Regions from separate parts of the Homo sapiens genome. Here region 2 is linked to region 1. Evidence: read pairs that join two places in POLR2A ChIA-PET (ENCODE). Cell type or tissue: IMR-90. All regions are shown on one strand. Each heading gives the region's core, and the rest is flanking DNA. Links, peaks and the distances in the headings are about the cores only.

The links. ChIA-PET counts read pairs that join two places held together with the same protein. Peaks named below come from ENCODE experiments on the same cell type or tissue, not always from the same donor. Only the 100,000 strongest peaks of a DNase experiment are listed, where the experiment ranks them.
Region 2: POLR2A ChIA-PET joins it to region 1 with 11 read pairs; 2 of 35 experiments call an interaction of 5 or more read pairs at or near these places.

The regions. Positions count from the first base shown.
Region 1 is chr1:201,713,769-201,724,680 of GRCh38, reverse strand. It overlaps NAV1 (neuron navigator 1), which reads right to left. Exons shown (of 34, transcript NM_001389617.1): 7 at 5,926-6,291. The region is part of intron 2 of IPO9-AS1 (IPO9 antisense RNA 1); the gene reads left to right. It overlaps MIR5191 (microRNA 5191), which reads right to left and starts at 5,173; the gene lies at 5,054-5,173. It overlaps LOC124904483 (a long non-coding RNA gene), which reads left to right. Exons shown (of 2, transcript XR_007066790.1): 2 at 1-2,626. RefSeq lists enhancers at 1-202, 4,411-5,057. In IMR-90, for the core only: no CTCF peak of the experiment used is centred there; a DNase peak (open chromatin) is centred at 4,680; H3K27ac peaks cover 2,072 bases.
Region 2 is chr1:201,571,333-201,582,244 of GRCh38, reverse strand. The region is part of intron 1 of NAV1 (neuron navigator 1); the gene reads right to left. Among named protein-coding and RNA genes, the nearest start is that of NAV1, 38 kb to the right of the region's middle. In IMR-90, for the core only: no CTCF peak of the experiment used is centred there; no DNase peak of the experiment used is centred there.

The sequences.
Region 1 (10,912 bases), core at 3,140-5,639:
GAGCCTGCTGACTCTGTCTAAGGCCCTGTGGCCCTTGGCATAGGTTTCAGGACAGCAGTCCTGTCAGGGCTGTGGACCTCACACCTCTATGTAATGTGAAGGGCACCCTCTGGAGTTGTGGGACTTGGCAGTAGTGTTACTGCACTGGCCTGCAAGTCCCCATCCATTACTGCCACCCAGCTCAGACACAGCTCACCCATTCACATACACAAAAATGGACACATTGAGAGGGAAACCCACATTAAAGTAGGGAGAAGATGGAGGGCCCTCTGACCTCCTCCCATCAGGCACGTGTGCCTCCTCTACTCAGTGCCTGCATCCACCTCTGTATGGGTACCCATCCTCTATTCCCCTCCCACTCCAATGGATGCCAGGGATGGAAGGACAGATGGCTGTGAAACTTATCTTCTTATTTAGATTAAATTCCAGACTTTCCTATTTTTAGAAAAACAAATTCCTTTTGTATTTCCAAGTGGTAAAAATGGCCCGAGCTGTCATCTAGGACAGTCAGCAGCCAACTCAAAGTTGTCTGCAGTGTCATGATTTGGATATTACCCTGGCGAGACTACTTCTAGTGTCAAGCGGGTGATCAGTCTAGGTGCCAAATTTTAAGAGGGTCATTGACGTCCTGAGAGCTTCCAGAGGAGGGTGACCAGGACAATGAAAGGTTCGAAAAACTGGGTCATTGAAAAAAGTACTGAAATAAGCTAGGGACTTTTTCTTTTTCTTTTTGGTCTAGAGAATATTTGAGCTATATTAAGAACATGTTGAAATATTTGGATGAAGAGTTACACCCTTATTCTATTTTTCCCAGATGACAGAATTTGAATCAATAGGTAGAAGTTACAGCGAAACAGATTTCAGTTGAATATTTAGAAACTTTCTTATAACTTAATTCTGTATGATATGGAATAAGCTTCCCATCACTGTGCCTATGCAAGCCAAGGATGAAAGACTGTCTGTCAGGGATACTGTAGATAAGATTATTGTACTAGATAGGAACATGGACTAGTCTAAAATTACTGAGAAGCTTTAGAAAAATGTGGCTTTCTGGGTAGCAGAGATTCTGCATTGGTAAGTCTGAGGCTTAGAATTTGTATTTCCAAAAAACCCCATCAGCTATAAAACTCTCAGAAGAAAACGTAGGGGAAAAGCTGCATGGCGTTAGATTTTGCAGTGATTTCTTAGATATGACACTCAAAGCATAGCCAACAAAAGAAAAAAACAGATAAAATGGATTTCATCTAAATAAAAAGCTTTTGTGCATCAAAGGATACATCTACAGAATGAAAAGGAAACCCAATACACAGAATGAAAGAAAATATCTCCAAATCATACATGTGATAAAAGGTTCATATCTAGCATATATAAAGAACTCTTAACACTCAAAAAGAAATTAAACAACACAATTTAAAAATGGGCAAAGGACTTGAATAGATATCTCTCCAAAGAAGATGTACAAATAGCTAATAAGTACATAAAGCTGCTCCATATTACTAATCACTACAGAAATCAAAACCACAATGAGATAACCACTTCGCCTCCATCAGGATGGGTTTTTTCTTTTTTTGAGTTGGAGTCTCGCTCTGTCGCCCAGGCTGGAGTGCAGTGGTGCAATCTCGACTCTCTGCAACCTCCGCCTCCTGGGTTAAAGCAATTCTCCTGTGTCAGCCTCCCGAATAGCTGGTATTACAGGCACGCACCACCACGCCAGCTAGTTTTTGTAGTTTTGGTAGAGATGGGGTTTCACCCCACACCAGTTGGCCGGACTGGTCTCCAACTCCTGACCTCAAGTGATCTACCCAACCCAGCCTCCCAAAGTGCTGGGATTACAGGTGTGAGCCACCGCGCCTGGCCAGGATGGCTACTATAAATACAAACAAAACAGAAAATAGTAAATGTTGGGGAGAATTCGGAGAAATTAGAACCCTCATTCATTGCTGGTAGAAATATCAAATGGTGCAGCCATTGTGGAAAACGGTATGGTGGTTCCTCAAAACAAACAAACAAACAAACAAACAAAAAACACATAGAATTACCATATGATACAGCAATTCCATTTCCAGGTATATACCCAAAAAGAACCGAAAGCAGGGACTTGAATAATATTTGGACACTAATTTTCAGAGCAACATTCTTCACAATAGCCAAAAGGTGGTAACAACCCATGAACAGATGAATGGGTAAACAAAATGTGGCGTATACCTACAACAGAATAGAGTTCAACCTGAAAAAAGAATGAAATTCTAACGCTACAACATAAATGCTCCCTGATGACATTATGCTAAGTAAATAAGCCAGTCATTAAACAACAACAACAACAAAGACTGTATGATTCCACTTATATGGGTTACCTAGAGTAGTCAAATTCATAGAGACGAAAAGTAGAATGGTGGCTCCCAGGAGCTGAAGGGAGGAGGAAAGGGTAGCTACTGTTTAATGGGTACAGTTTCTCTTTGGGGAGAAGACAGAATTCTGGAGATGGACGTGATGATGGTTACACAGCAGTGTGAATGTACTGAATGCCACTAAACTGTACACTTTAAAATGGTTAACATAAAATGGTAAATTTTATGTTATATATATATAACCACAATTTTTAAAAATAAATCCTTTTTAAAAAACATGTATGATTATTCTGGTAGCAGCATCAGAGTCACTTTCTTCCTTCTAGTTTGCTGACTTCAGTTTGAAGAATTTGCCTTCTTTGGTTTGCTGACTAATGACCTGAAAGGGGCCTGGTCACTGGAGGGAGTAGGGAGAGCTGACTTGAGACTGAACAGGGGCTTGGGAAGAGCCGTCAAAGGGATGATCCCCCCGCAGATAAACAGAGTGTGGAGAAAGCGCCAGAATTACTGTCATCTTTTATGGCTCACTCGGATAGCTTGGAGCCGATTATGTCACCCAGTGGGGAAAGATCAGCTTTTCTGCTGGCCCAGTGCTGGGAGCTCTTGGGAGGTGGGAAAGTAAATTGCAGTGGGCCGAGGCTGATGGGTGGGCAGGGGTGTCGCAGTGTGGAGGGAAGCGCTGAAGCTATCCCTACAGGGAACAGTCCTACCCCTTTAATGACTAGAAAAACAGTTTTTTAAGAAATAGGACATTTTCTAAATTATAACATCTAGATGGAAACCACAGTGGGGATGAGAAGACCAACAGGAGGCTGAGCAACGACAGCTCAGGTTTGCATGTTCACTTAAAGAGTCGCTGGAATCCAGGTTGCCCTGTTACTAATTAAAACAACAACAACACTTAACCATGAAAACCCATAATCGAGGAGTGACTGTTTACATTAAATTACTGGGGATTATAAGTTGATTCCCTTCAACTCTGACTTCTCAGATGGCCATGTTTACAGTCCCAGCAGGGAAGTTAACAAACTCGTGTTAAGGGTTACTGCTAACTGAAGGTTGACCATAAAAAATGCATGTGAAATGATCTTGTAAACTAGCATCACAGTTTACAGGAAGGTCCACTTTATGGATATTGCCATGCCAACAATTGATTCTGTGTTCCCCATGCAAACTCCAGGCTTCCCAAGGCTTACAGCTGGGGGCTGTGCAGGGAAGGCAAGTTCTTATTCATGCTAGTCTCGGTGAACTCTAATTTTTAAAAAATGGATTCGGGAACACACATCCTGTCCAGAGGAAGGAGGATAAAGCAAGGGTGTTAGAGGGGGGATAAAGGGGGTCTTTCCTACCCTTTCCCCCTGCATTCCATGCCCCCACAGCCTATTATCTATGCCCCTGGGATTGACCAGCTGCTACTAGATCTGTCTTTGCTGCTGATGCTGAGTAAGTGGGACTCTGGTCAGACTACACACCCCTGACGGTAAGAATCATGTCTCTCCATCAGTCTGGGACTCTAATAACAACAAAAATAATATAGCAACAAAAATAATAGCTATCATTTAGTGAGCATTTACAATGAGCCAGGAATTATTCTAAGTACTTTACATATATTAACCCATTGAATCCTCATCAGAACCCTGAGATAAGTTCTACTGTTATCTGCATTTGACAGATAGACAAATGAAAGAAAGCCTGGGGAGGTGAACCAGTTTGCTCAAGCTCATACAGCTAGTTAAGAGCCGGAAGTCCTGCCACCTTCCTCAGACTGCGACGTCTCCAAGCAGGGCTCCTGTACCTTGCAACACTTGGGGTATTTTCTGCCATGGCCATCAGGTGGGTTGGTGGGGTGAAGGGCTCTCAGAGGGATCTCGTTTCCATCAGTTTGGGAGCTGTGCTGGGCAGGGGCCCCGTCACCTCCATCAATCTGGGAGCTGTGCTGGGCAGGGGTCCTATCACTTCCCCTGTCTGGAAGCTCCCTAGGGTCTAGGGCTATGGTTCTTCTAACACATGGGGGACTTTCTAAAGACTCAGCCCCGCAGGGCTTGTGCCACCCTCTGCACCCTCCTGGGATTCTCAGAGGAGGGCAGTGACCTGACACTTCCTCAGGCAGTCCCTGGCAGCTTCCTAGGGCAGAGGCTGTGTGGAGCAGCTCCTCACACACCTTGGCTCTCCTTCCTGCCCAGCACAGGCCTCTGACCACAGAAGGAGCTCAGGATCTGTGCACTGCATGGCTTTTCTCTGGTCCCAGCTCCAGGCTGGTGGATCTGAGCGTGAGCGCGAGGTTGGGCTGGCCCCTGGGATTTAACAGGCAGTAAACAACTCCATTCATGCGTCAGTTGTTTTGCTCCAGAGCAGCCTCATCAGCTGGACAAGCCCTAACCAGATCCCTCCAAGTTCTCTGCAGGGGTGGAGATGGGGGTGGGGAACAGTGGATGGCCTGGAGCTTGGCTCTCGTCTTTTCCGAGGAGAGGCTACTTTCCACTCCCTTGAAGTCTGGGATTTTTATTGGGGAGAGGCAGGCCCTGGCAGTAAGATATTAAGTCCCTGAGAAGGAAGGGAAGGGATGCTGCTGCTACTTGTATGGCCCCTTGGCGGAGGAGGGCACCAGCAAACCAAGAAGGGAGAGTGAAAGTGGCAGTAGGCTAAGAGGTGCTCCAGAGAAGCTTCCAGAACCACTGCCTCTCTCCTGTCTCTGGGCTTGGAAGAGTTGGCCAGGATCCCCCTAAGCGCCCAGCACTTCATTCTTCCTATCCTCTCTTCTATCCTCCCAGACCAGGAGAGGACAGCAAGAATGAAGTGCTGGGGGCTTGGGGTCCTGGCCAACTCTTCCAAGGTTGGAAGGCATAGGCACAACTCTGTCAATTAAGGCAGAAAAATATAAGAAGATGAGGGTCCCTGCAGGGCAAAAGGCAGGAAAGAAGGATTTGACACGCTGGGTAGGGATTAGGAAGTTGCATGATTGGTAGAAGGTTTGCACAGGAAGAAACCCAAGGAGCAGACACTGAGGACCACAGGGGTCGGATAGGGAACTGAGGGGTTACGAACCCCTGGCAAAGGAAGTGGAGCTACTGCTGCTACTCACTGTTTGACTAGCGATTTCACCCACAAGCTCTCATTTTCTCTTCTTAGGTAGACAGATACGATGTTAATAACCTTTTTGGTTTTTTTTTTTTTTGCAAATGGGAAAGCAGATTTAGTTGTCCAGGGTCTACACAGAGTTCGCATAAGAGCTGGGAATAAAATGCTTTTCCAAGGCTCTTTGAGCCAGTTTATTGAGGGCAAAGAGCCAGGGAGGAGGGTGACAGAATGACAGCCACAGAGACCAATGAGAGGGAGGCGCCTTCATTGACCAATCAGCTCCTTGGATGTAGGCCCTGCCTACACCACACCCAAGTCTAGAATAAACCACATCGAATTTCAGAGGCAATCACAAAGTGTACACAGCACACTTTTGTGTACTTTCATAGCAGCACAGCAAACCAAAACCCGTTTTGGGTTCCACTCCACTTTTAAGGCGTCGCATCCCAGTGGTCTTTCCACCATCCTCCCCCGCCATCCAAGAAGCCCCTGCGCTTACCCGGTAGTGATGTCATCATCCTCCGTCATGGTCTTGCCCATGAGGTCACTGTCGCTCATGTAGCCGGACTTGAGGTCCACCTCATCCGAGTCCAGGGATTCGACCAGCTCCAGGCGGGAGATATGGCTGAGCTTGCTGGGGCTGCGCATGGGCATGGTGTGGGAGTAGTGGGCCCGTTCGCCGTGCATGTACCAGGCGGGCGTCCCCTCCGAGCGGCAGCTCCCACCCACAGAGGGCGCGTCACCAGCCTGCAGCCGCGGACTGGACTGGCCATAGCGCCATGACAGAGGGGACGAGCGGTTGGAGAGGCTGGACACGCTGCGTGGGTTGGCATCATCGCTGTCGTAGCAGGTCATCTCCAGGGAGCTGGGTGGAGAGCAGAAGGCACTACTTAGTCCTTGGCACAGCCGCCGTGTGCCCTGTCCCCTCACATGCACCCCAGCAATGCCTCCCCTCCACCCACAGGCCCTGTCACCTCCTCCCCACCTGCCCAAGCTCCACCTCCTCCATGAGGCCTCTGGTTGTGTGTTACCTTTGTGATACGTTATCTGTTTGACAAAGGAAATGATCTTAATTAAGTGGCTAGGGAAGAAATCCTGTATACTGTTAAGACCCTAGATTGTGTAATATGACCTAGGTTTGAATTCTTTTTTGGTATTGGTTAGTAAAGGAGCCCAAGGAAAGTAAATAACTAAAGCTTCAGTTTCCCCATCTGTACAATGGGGATAATGGCATAACATCTACCTTATAGAGTTGTAAGGATCACATATGTACAGACAGAACACAGTGCCTGGTATATGGAAGGGGTCAACAGACCTGGAGGCAAGTGGGAGAGACTGGTCACTTGAGCTTAGAAGGCCTTGGTCATTTTGTTAATGGTGTGTCCATCACCTCTCTTCTAGTAATTAGCTGAGGGCTAGCTGATTCCCAAACATCATATATAGGAAAGCTGAAGTAGAGTGCAGAGAGTATAGGAAAAGCTTTGGGAATCTGGGATGTATGGCAGGTCCCCAGTAAGACTGGTCCAAGCCACAGGCCTAGGGCAGCAGGGGAAATAAGCCTCCCCAGAGAATAGAAGCAGCCTTAACTGGACAAAGGAGAGGACACAGGGAACCAGACATGGGGGTGAAGCCAAATGTCCAGAGTCTCAAGCCTCAGGCCCTGCTAGACCAGGCCAAGGGAGCAATGCCCAGGTGAGTGCTGGATGGCCTGAGACTAGGGGAACCTGGGGGACTAGGGAAGGAGATAGGGCCAGGCGGGCTGCAGAGAGGAAATACAACTGGAATCTGGTTGAAGGGGTGGCTTGGACTTGGGTTCAGGCTGAGACCCATAATTCCATCTAGCCTAGCAGTGGGGCCAGCCCAAATCAGCCTCAGGCAGGGTCTCCATAACTTATCCTAATTAAGCCAGACAGGACTAAGTAAGCGAAACGGGGTTTGGTGGCCAAGAAAGCTGGGGCAACTGAGGCAATCTGTGGCTGGACATGAGTTACATGAGCCCAAGCAATCACTGCTCTGTGAACACATCCATTGCTTAGCCACTTTGGGGGCTGGAATGGGAGTGGGACATTGATTTTTCCATTCTGGTTTCTATCAAGTTCCTTGAAAAGAAGAAAAATTTCCAAAGTTGTCTCTATTGGACCTGAGAAAATACGGTCTTATTTTCTAACCAGCAGAACTTGAGGGATCCAAACGCTCTTGAAACTGAGTGTGCTGGGGTCCTGGCAGTAGTCCTGTGGGCAAGATGGGGGAGGCCCTGGCCAGTCAGGGCAATCAGTGGCAGCTGCTTCTGGCCCTCTGGAGGGCTTCCTGACCGTGTCCATGCCCAGCGGCTCCCCTCCTGGCCCTGCCAACTCTTTTTACTTATTTACTTATTTTTGAGACAGGGTCTCACTCTGTTGCCTAGGCTGGAGTGTAGTGGTGCAAACACGGCTCACTGCAGCCTTGACCTCCCGAGCTCAAGTGACCCTCCTGCCTCAGCCCCAAAGTAGCAGGGACGACAGGCACACATGAGCACATCTGGCTAATTTTTGTATTTTTTATAGAGATGGGGTTTTGCCATGTTGTCCAGGCTGGTCTTGAACTCCTGAACTCAAGCAATCCTCCCACCTCGGCCTCCCACAGTGCTGGGGTTACTGGCGTGAGCCACTGCACCCTGCTTCTGGCAGCCCTTTAGGAACCCCTTTGTGTTCTGCAGCTCTGCCTCATACAGTGTCTTGTTTCGGCTTCTAATTACTGTGGACCTAGACATCACATCTCCTTGGACAGAAACCGATGTGCCCCGAAGCCAGAGACTGTAGTGATGGTGCGACTTTGTCTGCCTTGCTCACTCACCACGGTATTTCAGCACTTTGCATGGCACCTGGCCTAGAGCTGGTGCTCTAGAATGAATCAAAGAGGAGCAAACCCACGATGGATGTGTGAGTAAAAAGCAAGGAAGTTCTCATCAGAAAACTCAGTCCAGCGCCCTGTGCAGTAAGTGCTTGATAAAAGCAAGCTGACCTTGACCATGGGATGAGACAGGGGAGGAAGAGGATGATGCTAACCATACTAAGAGGGTGGCGGGGATCTCCAGGGAAGCTGGTTTGGGTAGTTAGCCTACACCATGGTTATATACTAGTGTGGGAGTGAGGGCTGCACTCAGCATCTGGGTTCCTCAATTCTATTCCTGGCCTGCCCCTGTTTAGTTATTTGTACTAAAATTGCCTCTTCCCCTATTCCACAGCTCTCTCTTTTTTTTTCAGTTCCCCCAAACACATCTCTAGACATCTCTAGACTTAAGCTTGGTGAGGGGGATTCTAGCTCAGATCCTCAGTTCTTGAATTCCAGCCCTGCACCCACCCTTCAGGCTTGCCTTTCTCTGGGGAGGACACAGTTTCATTTCCTCTCCAGCCACAGTCTGACCCAGACTCTCCTCGCTGGGGGAAATGAACCAGTAGAAATTGAGGAAGCAGCACAGGAGTAAAGGCTTCTGAAAAGGAATGGAATCCAGTTATCCTGGGAGTTCCTGGGTGAAAACAGCCTTGCAGGAAGCACACACTGGACCATAAGCTCCGAGGATGAAGCTTGTGTGTGTTCTGGGGAGCCAGTGCCCAGCGCTGTGCCTGGCACACAGCTGGCATGGGTTCTGAGCATGCAGAGTACAGAACCTACCCTCATCAGCCAGCGTGACTCTGGCAGGTGCCTCCCTGCCCCCAGCCTCATTCTCTAACCCAGGGAGTATGTATATATCCTGTCTACTTCCAGGGCTAAGGGAAGGGCTCATTGATAGAAAGCCCTTTAAAAAGTAAAAGAGCCGGCAGGGCGTGGTGGCTCACACCTGTAATCCCAGCACTTTGGGTGGCCGAAGTGGGTGGATTACCTGAGGTCAGGAGTTCTAGACCAGCCTGGCCAACATGGTGAAACCCCATCTCTACTAAAAATACAAAAATTAGCCGGTGTGGTGGCACGCACCTGTAGTCCCAGCTACTTCAGAGGCTGAGGCAGAAGAATCGCTTGACCTGGGAGACAGAGGTTGCAGTGAGCTGAGATCATGCCAAGGCACTCCAGCCTGGGAGACAGTGAGACTCTGTCTCAAAAAAAAAAAAAAAAGAGCCATAAAAAGTCAGGGAATCATTGTTTTGGCTACCAGTGTGGAACAGGAATAATATAAACCAAAGCCTATGAGAGGAAGTGGCTCTAGGTCCACAGTAAACAGAAAAACCAGCTCCGGGGCTCTTGGTTCCTTTCCTATAAAGGGAGGCAGAAGCCAGAGGCCCTAGACGCTCCCCCTAAACCAGTCAGCATTATGCAAAAGGCTTGATTGAAGCCTCCCCTTTCCCACTAGAAGCAGAAAACCAATAGCGCCTGCCTAGGGTCAAGCTGTCCGGCTTAACGGAGGGACTGGGGGCTGGCTGCTCTGAGTCAGTGGCACCAGGAGGCTGGAGCTGCTACTTCTCTCCTACTCCTGTGAGTGAGTCATTTGGGGTGTGGCCCTCTCAGCAACTAAGCACTTTCTGGTGTCTTTGGCATGAGGCTGGTGGGTGACTTGGTGCTGAGAGATGTTCCAACAATTTCCTTGGATGGGGGAAGGCAGATGTCCAAGATTTCATCCGCTGGGTCCTAAACTGATAAGCCAAGCTCTGCCAGATCCCTGCTTCACTTGGGCTCCTGCTGGGGGCTTGGGGCTATGAGGGATGGCAGTAAGGGACAGATGTAAGGGGGTCCTGGAGCCCCCACCATCCACCTTTTTCCAGGACTTCCTTGGTCACCTCCCTTTCAGTAGTCAGGGTTCTGCTGGCCTGAGCAGAGGTAATCCCCAGAGAGTTTTGATTTATCTTACCATTTAAAATACTCGAGATGTCTGGGAGTAAAGGGCTGAGTGTCCAAGATGCGGGCATGGGCTGGGGATAGGGGGAGGAGTAGTACAAGGAAGGAGAAGGAGAAGGGTCATCTAAGCAGGAAGAACTACAGCCAACGGCTGAAAGCTACTTAAGACTAAGTGCAGTTCCACATCAGAGTTGCTGCAATCCCACAATGCACCGGGGTGACTGAAAGGTAGTGAGTTGGCCGGGCGCGGTGGCTCACGCCTGTAATCCCAGCACTTTGGGAGGCCAAGGCGTGTGGATCACTTGAGGCCAGGAGTTTGAGACTGGCCTGGCCAACATGGTGAAACCCCATCTCTACTAAAAATACAAAAATTAGCTGGGCGTGATGGCACACAGCTGTAATCCCAGCTACTCGGGAGGCTGAGGCAGTGGGCGACAGAATGAGACTCGGTCTTTAAAAATAATAACAAAATATTTTTAAAAAGCCTATGTTAAAAATAAAAAAAGAAAGGTAATGAGTTCTTTGTCATTGGTGGTATGTAAATATGTCCATGGGTGTGGTCCCATCCTCAGAATCCCAAATGGCCACACCCTGGGCTAAAGAAAGTCCTTTTCCACTGCCCCTGTGTCCCAACTTTGCTCTTAATTTTCCAGCCCCAGGAGTTGGAGAGGAATCTACTT
Region 2 (10,912 bases), core at 3,823-6,322, 140 kb after region 1:
AAGTGGTTTCTGGTAAGAATGACTGATACAAACTCATGACTGGCCTTTCCTTGCCCTTCTCAGTCTCATTTGTGGTGTCCTGCATGGCTCCTCTTTTGCTGACCACTTGTGAAACATGGCAGCTCTGTTCCTGGTCTGTTTGTTTGTTTGAGACGGAGTCTCACTCTGTCACCCAGTCTGGAGTGCAGTGGCGCGATCTCAGCTCACTGCAAGCTCCGCCTCCCAGGTTCACGCCATTCTCCTGCCTCAGCCTCTCGAGTAGCTGGGACTACAGGCGCCCGCCACCATCCCCAGCTAATTTTTTGTATTTTTAGTAGAGACGGGGTTTCACCGTGTTAGCCAGGATGGTGTTTCTGGTCATTTTTAAAAAAATTCTTAGAACCTTATCAGGGAGCTTTATTATTTTTTTCTTTTTTGATACAGAGCCTGGCTATATCGTCCAGGCTCGAGTGTAGTGGTGCAATCTCAGCTCACTGCAACCTCTGCCTCCGGAGTTCAAGTGATTCTTGTGCCTCAGCCTCCAGAGTAGCTGGGATAACAGGCGCCCACCACGACACCCGGCTAATTTTTGTATTTTTAGTACAGACAGGGTTTCGCCATGTTGACCAGGCTGGTCTGGAACTCCTGACCTCAGGTGATCCGCTCACCTCAGCCTCCCAAAGTGCTGGGATTATAGGCATGAGCCACCGCGCCCGGCCGGAGCTCTGTTTTTAACTACTGATTCTATGTAATGACTCTCAAATCTGCCTCTCTCTGGCCTTAACTTCTCCACTGAGACACTTGTCCACCTGACATCCTTACTGGGATGCTCACAGACTCCGCACAGTCAACACAGCTAAACTCCGTTTCTTTCTTTCCCTCTCAAAATCTGATGCTCATTTTCTCAGATGGGGCTACTAAGCCAAGGCGTTAAGCTCCTCCTTTCTCCCACATCCATTCCAACCTGTGAATCTTGTCTCCTAAATCTCTCTCAAGATTATCCCTGCAACCCATCTCCACCACCACTGCCTGTGTTCAACCCTCACTCGAACCGTAACAAAAACCTGCTCGCTGGTCTCTCCACTCCCTGCCCTGTCCATCCCAGGATGACTGCTCAGAAAGCCTTTAAGGGTAAGCATGGCAAACAACTCCTTCTATGATCCAGTCTCTACCCCATTCCCTACCTCTGCTAACTTCTCCTGTTTTGTCTTCCTTTCCCTATGCCATGCACCGGCCCCCACGAACAACCTGCAGTGAGTACTCTGCCCCTCCTGTTGTCTGATGCCTCTATGCCTTTGTAGCTGCTGTGTTGCCTGGTGGGATGCCCTTTACCATCGTGTCCATCCAGAAATCCATTTATCTTTCAAAGTTTAGCTCAAGCATAACCTACCTCCTCTAAGAAACCATTCTTCCCCCAACCCCATCCCAAGTAGGGCGATGACTCCCACCTCCTTTAAGCCTCCAGAATATCTCATATTCTTTTTTTTTTCTTTTTTAAGACAGTCTTGCTCTGTCACCTAGGCTGGAGTGCAGTGGTGGGATCTCGGCTCACTGCAATCTCTGCTTCCTGGGTTCAAGCAATCTCCTGCCTCAGCATCCTGAATAGCTAGGATTACAGGCGTGCGCCACCACGCCCAGCTATTTTTTGTATTTTTAGCAGAGACGGGGTTTCACCATGTTGGCCAGGCTGGTCTCGAACTCCTGACGTCAAGTGATCCACCCGCCTCAGCCTCCCAAAGTGGTGGGATTACAGGCATGAGCCATCACTCCTGGCTGAAAACCTCATGTTCTAAATACTTGGATGGTATTGATCTATTTGTTTGCTAGGCTTTGAACTCTTTGAGAACCAAAAAAAAATTTTATTTGTCTTTATGGGCTGGCACAGAACAGGTGTTCAAGAAAAATTCTGGAAGCTGGAGTACTGTGATTGTTAATTTTAGCTGTCAGCTTGATTGGATTAACGGATACCCAGGTAGCTAGTAAACATTATTTCTGGGTATGTCTGTGATGGTGTTTCCAGAAGAGATTGGCATTTGAGTCAGTGGACTGAGTAAGGAAGATCTGTCTTCACCCAATGTGGGCAGCCACCATCTAATCTGCTAAGGGTCCAGGCTGAACAAAAAGGCAGAACAAAAAAGTGAATTTGCTCTCTCTCTCCTGGAGCTGGGACAGTTTTCTCCTCTTGCCCTTGGACATCAAGAACTCCAGGTTCTCTGGCTTTTGGATTCTGGGATTTGCGCCAGAGACCACCCTTCCCCCCAGTTTCTCAGGCCTTTGGCCTTGGGCTGAGAACTACATCATTGGCTTGCCTGGGTCTGAGGCCTTTAGACTTGGACTGAGCCATGCTACTGGCTTCCCTGGTTCTTCAGCCTACAGACAGCCTATCATGGGACTTCTCAGCCTCCAAAATCACATGAGCCAATTCCCATAGTAAATCCCCTCTCGTGTATCTATTTTTATATCTTATCGGTCTGTTTCTCTGAAGAACCCTAATACAAGTACTTTTCCTTATTCCTCCCAATAGTTGTACTTACAACTAAAAACCCTGGACATTATATATAAAGCAAACATAAGAAGACTCTGAAAGGTGGAGATAAAAAGGTAGACTGAGGCCAAGCACAGTGGCTCATGTCTGTAATCCCAGCGTTTTGAGAGGCCGAGGTGGGTGGATCACTTGACACCAGGAGCTCAAGACCAGCCTGGCCAACATGGTGAAACTCCATCTCTACTAAAAATACAAAAATTATCCAGGCGTGGTGGTGCATGCCTGTAATCCCAGCTACTCGGGAGGCTGAGGCATGAGAATTGCTTGAACCCAGGAGGCAGAGGTTGCAGTGAGCCATGATTGTGCCACTGCACTCCAGCTTGGGTGATAGAGTAAGACTCTGTCTCAAAATAAAAAAAGGGTGGATGAAGTAGGGACCTTGGGACTCAAGGAACAACATGGCGATGAGGTCTCTGAGTTCATTTGTTTGTTTTTTTCTTCATAAATTCCAGACTTGGAGCTGAAGAAGTCATCAACCCAGAAATGCCAATGGGTGCAAACAAAAGAAGCCTCAACAAAAGCCTGCTTTCTCCAGCCAAAGGCCAGGAAAGTGGCAGCCCAGAAAGACAGAACATTTTTTTTTTTTTGAGACTGAGTTTTGCTCTTGCCGCTCAGGCTAGAGTGCAACGGTGTGATCTTGGCTCACTGCAACCTCCGCCTCCCAGGTTCGAGCGATTCTGCTGCCTCAGCCTCCCGAGTAGCTGGGATTACAGGTGTGTGCCATCATGCTTGGCTAATTTTTATATTATTAGTAGAGATGGGGTTTCACCATGTTGGCCAGGCTGGTCTCGAGCTCCTGACCTCAGGTGATCCACTCACCTCGGCCTCCCAAAGTGCTGGGATTAGAAGTGTGAGCCACCATGCCCGGACCAGAAAACTTTTAGATGATAGTTGTTCAATGATAAAGTTTGAATGATGATAGTTGTTCAAACTTTTAGATGATAGATAGTTCACTCCAGCCAAACGCCATAGGAAAAATTGTGCTCCCACTTTCATCCAGGGCAGCGAAGGGCAAGTGGGGAGCCTAGAGTTCACCTTCACCAGGCCATGATGAAGTGCCCAACAACCCCACTAGGGTGGTGTCAGAGAAGGCTGAGTAGCAAGCCCAAAGTTCCATCCCCTCCTCCTGGTAATGAGGCCATTCATTATCAGTGGAGCCCATATGCGGAGCCTGGACTTCCACCCCCACCTAGCAGTAATAAGGCACCCTTCCTGCTTCCCACAGTGTGGTATAAGAGGAGGCCTAGTGGAGAGACAGAACTTTCATCATTACCCAGAGATAAGCCACCCTCAGCTCAGTTCCCCTGGAAACCAAGCAGGGAGCTGGAACTCCTACCCCTAGCCCAGGGGTAATGAAGAACAAAGAACAGAAGCTATAAAGAAGAACCAAATGGAAAATTTTAAACTGAAAAATACAGTAACTGAAGTGTTGATCTCAGTGGATGGGATCAACAGTAGAATTAAGGAGAACAATCAGAGAACTGGAAGATAGAACAATAGAAATTAACCAATATGAACAACAGAAAGAAAATAGACCAAAACAAAAAGCAGAGCAGATTCTTAGGGGCCTGTGGGACTATAACAAAAGATCTAACTTTCGTGTTATTGAAGTTCTGGTAAGAGAAAAGAAAGAGGATGGTGCTGAAAAAGTACTCCAAGAAAAAATAGTTGAAAACTTTGCAAAGTTGGCAAGAGACATAAACCCACAGATTCAAGAATCTGAGCAAATGCCAAACAAGATAGACCTAAAGAAATCACAAATTAAGCATCTGCGAGTTAAAGACAAAGAAACAATCTTGAAAGCAGGAAGAGAAACAGGAAACCTTAATCTACAGGTGGAAAGGGTTCAAATGACAGTAGATTTCTCATTGGAAACCACGGAGGACAGAAGGAAGTGGCACAATATTTTTCAAGTGCTGGGGGGAAAATAAAAAGAACTGTCAACTCATAATCCTATACCCAGTAAAAATATTCTTCAGGAATAAAGGGGAAATCAAGAACATTCTCAGATGAAGAGAAACTAAGAGACTTTGTTGCCAGAAGGACTACTCTAAAAGAATAGCTAAAGGAAGTTCTCCAAACAGAAAGGAACAGAATAGAGAATCCAGAAACAGACCCACACAAATATGCCCAACTGATTTTTGACAAAGGTGCAAAAGTAATTTAATAAAGGAAAAACAGCTTTTCCAACAAATGGTGCTGGAGTGATTGGACATCCATAGCCAAAAAAAAAAAAAAAAAAAAAAAATCTAAGTCTCAGGCCTTATGCCAAAGTTAACCCAAATGGATTGTGTGTTTAAATGCGAAACATAAAAATATAAAACTTTGAGGAAAAAATATTTTAAAAATCTTTGGCAAAGAGTTCTTAGACTTGATAACAAAAGCACAATCCATAAAAGGAAAAATTGATAAATTAGACTTCCTCAAAATTAAAATGTTTCATTCTGTAAAAGACCCTGTTACAATGTTACAAAAGACATACAGAGTAGGAGAAAATATTTGTCAACCACATATCCAGCAAAGAACCAGCACTTATAATACAGAAAGAGCAATCAAAACTCAACAGTCAGGCCAGGCATAGTGGTTCACTCCTGTAATCCCAGCACTTGGGAGGCTAAGATGGGAGGATTGCTTGAGGCCAGGAGGTTGAGGTTGTGAGCTGTGATGGCACCACTGCACTCCAGCCTAGATGACAGAGCAAAACTCTGTCTCAAAACAAAACAAAACAAAACTCACCAAAAACCAAACAATTCAATTAGGAAATAGGCAAAAGACATGAAGAGATATAGCACCAAAGAGATGTCTAAATAAGCACGTGAAAAGAAATTCAAAATCATTAGCAATTAGAGAAATGCAAATTAAAACCATGAGGAGATATTACTACATACATATTAGAATGGCTACAATTTTAAAGCAATGACAACACCAAATGTTGGTGAGATGCAGAGAAACTGGATCATTCATACATTGCTGGTAGAAATGTAAAATGGTACACCCACTTTGGAAAGTGATTTGGCAGTTTCTTAAAAAAATTAACTTGCAACTAACACGTGACCCAACAACTGTACATCTCAGAGAAATGAAGAGTTATGTTCACACAAAAACCTCTACACGAATGAATATATTAGCTTTATTATTTTTTTTTTTGGAGAGGGTCTCGCTGTGTTGCCCAGACTGGTCTTGAACTCCTGGGCTCAAGGGATCCTCCTCCATCAGCCTCCTGATTAGTTGAGATTACAGGCACATGCCACCATCCCCAGCTTATCAGCTTATTCTTAATAGCCCCAAACTGGAGACAACCCATGTCTTTCAATAATGAATGATTAAACAAACTATGGTACATCCATATCATAGAATATTACTCAGCAACAGAAACAACTGAACTATTGATACACACACCTGGATGAATCTCCACAGAATTATGCTAAGTGAAAAATAACTGTTCCCAAAAGGAATATGCTCTATGATTCCATTCATATAACATTCTTGAAATGGCAAAAGTATAGAAATGGCAAACATATTAGTAGTTGCCAGGAGTCAAAGAAAGGGTGGAGGCAGGAGAGAAGTGGGCGTGCCTTTAAAAGGGCGACATGAGGGATCCCTGTGGTGACAGGACTGTTCTGTGTCTTTACAGCAGCCGGGCCAATATCCTGGTAGTGATATTGTACTACAGTTTTGCAAGATGTTAACACTGGGGGAAGCTGGGTAAAGGGTATCCAGGATCCCTTTGTGGTGTTTCTTACAATTGCATGCAAATCTACAATGTCTCAGAATTAAAAGTTTAATAAAAGTCAACAATTGTGGAAAGCATGCACGAATAAATAATTGAGTAAGTGAAAGAACACAGGAAATCAGGGAAGAAATACCCCATGCCTGGTGATCAAGGACCAAGATGCAAATAAATGCTCTAGCCTACAGTCTCTCTCTCTTCATAATTTGTCCCTTCCCTCCTTCCTTCATAATAAACTCGAGAAACACTTTATCAAAGAAACTGTCCTTAATTGGCCTCAGATGTTGTTACGTCACCACTCCGTGCTCCTCCAGGACTCATGTTCATTTTTGACATTAGGTATTTGTCCTTGTTTGGATTTGGATTTTCCTTCCAATTTAAGGGGCCCCTGAACATTTCCTCCAACAGACTGGGGGCAGCCTAAGGGCAAACACCTTCATCATCCCATTGGACACGCCTCCCTGATGTAGATACGCAGTTCTGAATACTGCAACAGAATTCAATACAAGATCTGCCAACTCCAGTGAATTTAGGTGTTCCCAAAGATAGATGTCAATAAATACTGGCTGAGTTGAACTGGACATGCTATAAATTCCCTCATGCACAGGACTAGATCCTATAGCTCAGCAGTTCATAGGCCAGTAGACTAAGAGACAAAGGATCAAGGAGAAAGAAGGGCAAGAAGGGTAGAAAGATAGTAAGGACCAGGTTGGGGGGTCCACCAGGAACCCTGAAGAAGACACATCTCTCTCTCTCTAGGTCTCTGTCTCTGGTCCTCTCCCCAGCTGCTTCCCAAACTAATTCCCAGGAAAAGGGAAGCACTGAGAGTCCCAGGGGTTAGAAACACATCAGAACAAAGAAAAGTTAAGTCACTTTCAGCCATTCCACTCTGCATCAGGACTTCAAAGGAGAAAGCACCATCTAGGTTGAAGATGGGCCCTTTGTGTCAGCTGCTGGAAAGTCTTTGGCTTTTCCAGGCAAGGATTAGACAATGGCCTGGGCACTTTGCAGCTTTCCTCTCCCCATGTTAGAGAGTGTGGGGCCTCTGGCACTGTCTGTCTTCCATGCCTCCCTAGCCAAGTGCCATGAGCACCCCAGTCTGAGCAGAGGCCGAGCAATGTGTGGCGGGGGCAACAAGCCCCGCAGCTCTCCTTCCTTCCACCTGAGACACTGAATCTGTCTGTGCAGAGGATAAACAGAGGCAGGGAGGGTCAGGGCTCCCAACGCTGGTGACGGTGGTGGTAGGAGGCGCAATGGTGGCTCCAGCTAGTTTCTGGCAGTGGCAACAGAATTGATCTGAGCAGGCTTCTTGTGCCACGAATTGGGCTGTGGTTCTGGCTACCAGCTTTCCTTGGAAGCTGCAGGTTTCCCAAGCCTGGTTCTGCAGCCTTCCCACTTGCTCAGTAAGCTACTGGGATATCCAACAAGCTCTTTTTCTATGAGGTTGAGCAGGGCTGAGTTCCTTTGCTTGCTCACAGGAAACCTGAGGTCCAGGGTGGGACTGACCACCACAGGCTCTGGGTGGCCCATCCTGACTCCGAGTGCTGGGTTCATGCTGCTCCTTCTGCCTGGTGCTTTCCCACAGCTAACAACCACTCGACCCAAACCCATCATCCTGTAAAGTCCAATTCTCATGCCACCTGCTCCACGGAGCAATCTTGGATCTCTCCAGAGAATGAATGTCTCTCTCGTCAACACTCCCCAGCATTTTACCTGACTCTCTCTGTGGGGATTTAACACTTCCTACTTTAGATTATAGAAAGTTGTGTATTACTTTTCTCCCTTACTACATGGTGAGTGTCCTGAGGCTGAGGTCACTTCTTGTTTTCTCCCTTGTACCCAGCCCAGTCCTCTACACTGAAGAGTGCTCAGTAAATGCTTATAAATAGAACTCTTCAGTTTATTTAGACTCGTTCTTTTTTTTTTTTCTTAGAGACAGGGCTGCACTCTGATGTCCAGGCTAGAGTGCAGTGCCGCCACTATCATAGCTCACTGTAGCCTCAAACTCGTGGGCTCAAGCGATCCTCCCACCTCAACCTCCCAAGTAGCTGGGACTACAGGCACGTGCCACCGTGCCTGGCTAATTTTTAAAATTGTTTTAGAGATGGGACCTTTCTATGTTGCCCAGGTTGGGACTAGGCATTCTTAACTTGGGGTCCAGGCACCCGCTGAGCTGAATGTAATGCATTTTTTGGACACAATGCCCACAGCTTTCATCAGATTCCCAAAAAGGGTCCATGACCCCAAACCAATTAGTAATAGATAATATTTGTTGAGTGTTTACTAGGTACCTGGCACCATTTTATATATTTTTCATGTATTAGCTCTCTTAATCATCACAAGATCCCTGGGAGATAGGTACAGCAGGCAGGCCTGGAGCAGAAGACAATTTGGGCCTCCCTCTGTCATGATGGAGGGTCCTGACTGCAAAACAGGAGGCAGGGAGGGGGTGTGTGACAGACATGTAGGGGAGGGGACAAAGCTCTCTGTCAGGAAGAACTGGTGCAGAGGCAGGGCAGGGCAGGGGCTCCCTGAGGGTTTACCTGGGGTCACATGGCTCCACTTCAAAAAGATTTGTTTTTATTCCCCTCCCTTCCTTCCTTCCTTTCTTCTTTCCCCTTGAAAAAGTGTGAATACGGTACAGGTGTGCACACACACACACACGCATACACACACACATATCAGGAGATGAAACATTATCTGGACTTAGCAGCCACGTTCTGTGAAATCAGCACTCCAGGGTCAGCTCCCTGTGGCCTGCCTCGACTTGATGTCCTGCTGTCTGTACATCCTTTGAATCAGTCAGGGTGTCTGGCCTACATGGTAAATTCCTCAGGCACAGGCCATGTGCCTATGCATAATTCAGTCTGAGCTTGATCAACACAAATGAACATTGTCAGGCCTTTAAACAAAGTTTGATTATTTACTTTTGAAGGAGGGCTCTTCCATGCAACCTTTCCAGTGATGACACTAGTTTCAGATGGAGCTGACCTTGGGCTGCTGGGCTCAGGCTTCTAGAAGGTGAGATGGGCAGGGGCAAGATGGAGTAGGAAGGAGCAGGGTTGGACAGCATGGGAGGAGATGGCTATGGGGACAGAAAGAAAAGTAATTCCCAAGAAGAGCACAGCTGGAAACCACCCCCTACCCCAGGGCATCTACTTGAGCAATGAGGATTAATCTCTGTTGTCAACACCTGCACAGTTTAGAGCAGGCCACTTAGCTGCCTCCTTTGAGTCTTGTGATGACTTGCTGGTAAGGTATAAGACAGTCATTCCTATCCCCATTTCATTGATGGTGATAAAGGCTAAAAGAAATTAGAATCTGGCCAGGCGCGGTGGCTCACGCCTGTAATCCCAGCACTTTGGGAGGCTGAGGCGGGTGGATCATGAGGTCAGGAGTTTGAGACCAGCCTGGCCAATATGGTGAAACCCCCGTCTCTCCTAAAAATACAAAAATTAGCCGGGCATGGTGGTGCGTGCCTGTAGTCCCAGCTACTCGGGAGGCTGAGGCAGAAGAATTGCTTGAACCGGGGAGGTGGAGGTTGCAGTGAGCCAAGATTGCACCACTGCACTCCAGCCTGGGTGACAGAGCAAGACTCTGTCTCAAAAAAAAAAAAAAAAGAAAGAAAGAAAGAAAAGAAATTAGAATCCAAGTCTCCTGACTCCAAATCTTGAACTTGGCCTACCACACAATGCTGCTCTCAGGGAACTATGGAAGCCAGCTTAGGATCCAGGGTTCTGTAGCCTGGAGATGCTGTGGCCCCTGCAGAAGCCCACCATGCTTGTCACATGCCTCAGCCTGGAGGACCAAAAACCCCGCTGCCCAGTTTCCTCGCTATCCCATGATGAATCCCATAACTTCTCCCTTAATCTGTGATCACATCCTCATCTCTGAGGAACCTGAGTAAAACACTCTCTCATATAGGACCTTTTGTCTGGAAGGTGCTCAGTGACTGTGAGTGGAATGAGCGATCAGATGAGTGAATGACTGAGTGAGTGAAGTGTTAATAATTCCTTATGGGTGCATTAGGCACATTAGGTATTCCCCTTTCCGCTATTAATAGATGGTTATACCAGAGTATCATTAACATATGTGGTACTTTTACCCACTCAAATTGTTTGTGCCCTTCCCCTGTGATAAACAATTTTGCCAAGAACATTCTTGCAGCTAGATCTTTGTACACATTGATGATCATTTACTTCAGTTAAATTCCTATGTAATCCCACTTTAATAATGGGATAAACAGAACCAAATTAGGAAGGGAAATTTGCTGCAAAAGAAAAAAAGGTCATAATAAGCAATTCTAGGCAAAACAGAACGCCTAGCCAGGCTTCCAGTTCTTGACTGTGGATAATTGAAGGGGCCCTTGCAGTTCTGCTGGGCACCCATAGCCAGAGACCTAGGGACAGCCCCAGAGTGCTCACTCTGTGGTCCCCTTTGTCTGTGATCTCATCATGGTGGGGGACTGGTTTCCCAGCTGTGTGACAAACTCCCTGACAGCAGGGACTGCATTCCCCAGTGCCTGGAGCCTGGCAGTACCTGGAACAAACATGGAAGGTGCTCAATATATATCTTCTACCCTGGCCTGAAGGCGTATTAAGCCATGACTATGTAGGAAAGGGAGCTGTCATTTATTCACTGGGCACCAATTATGTGTC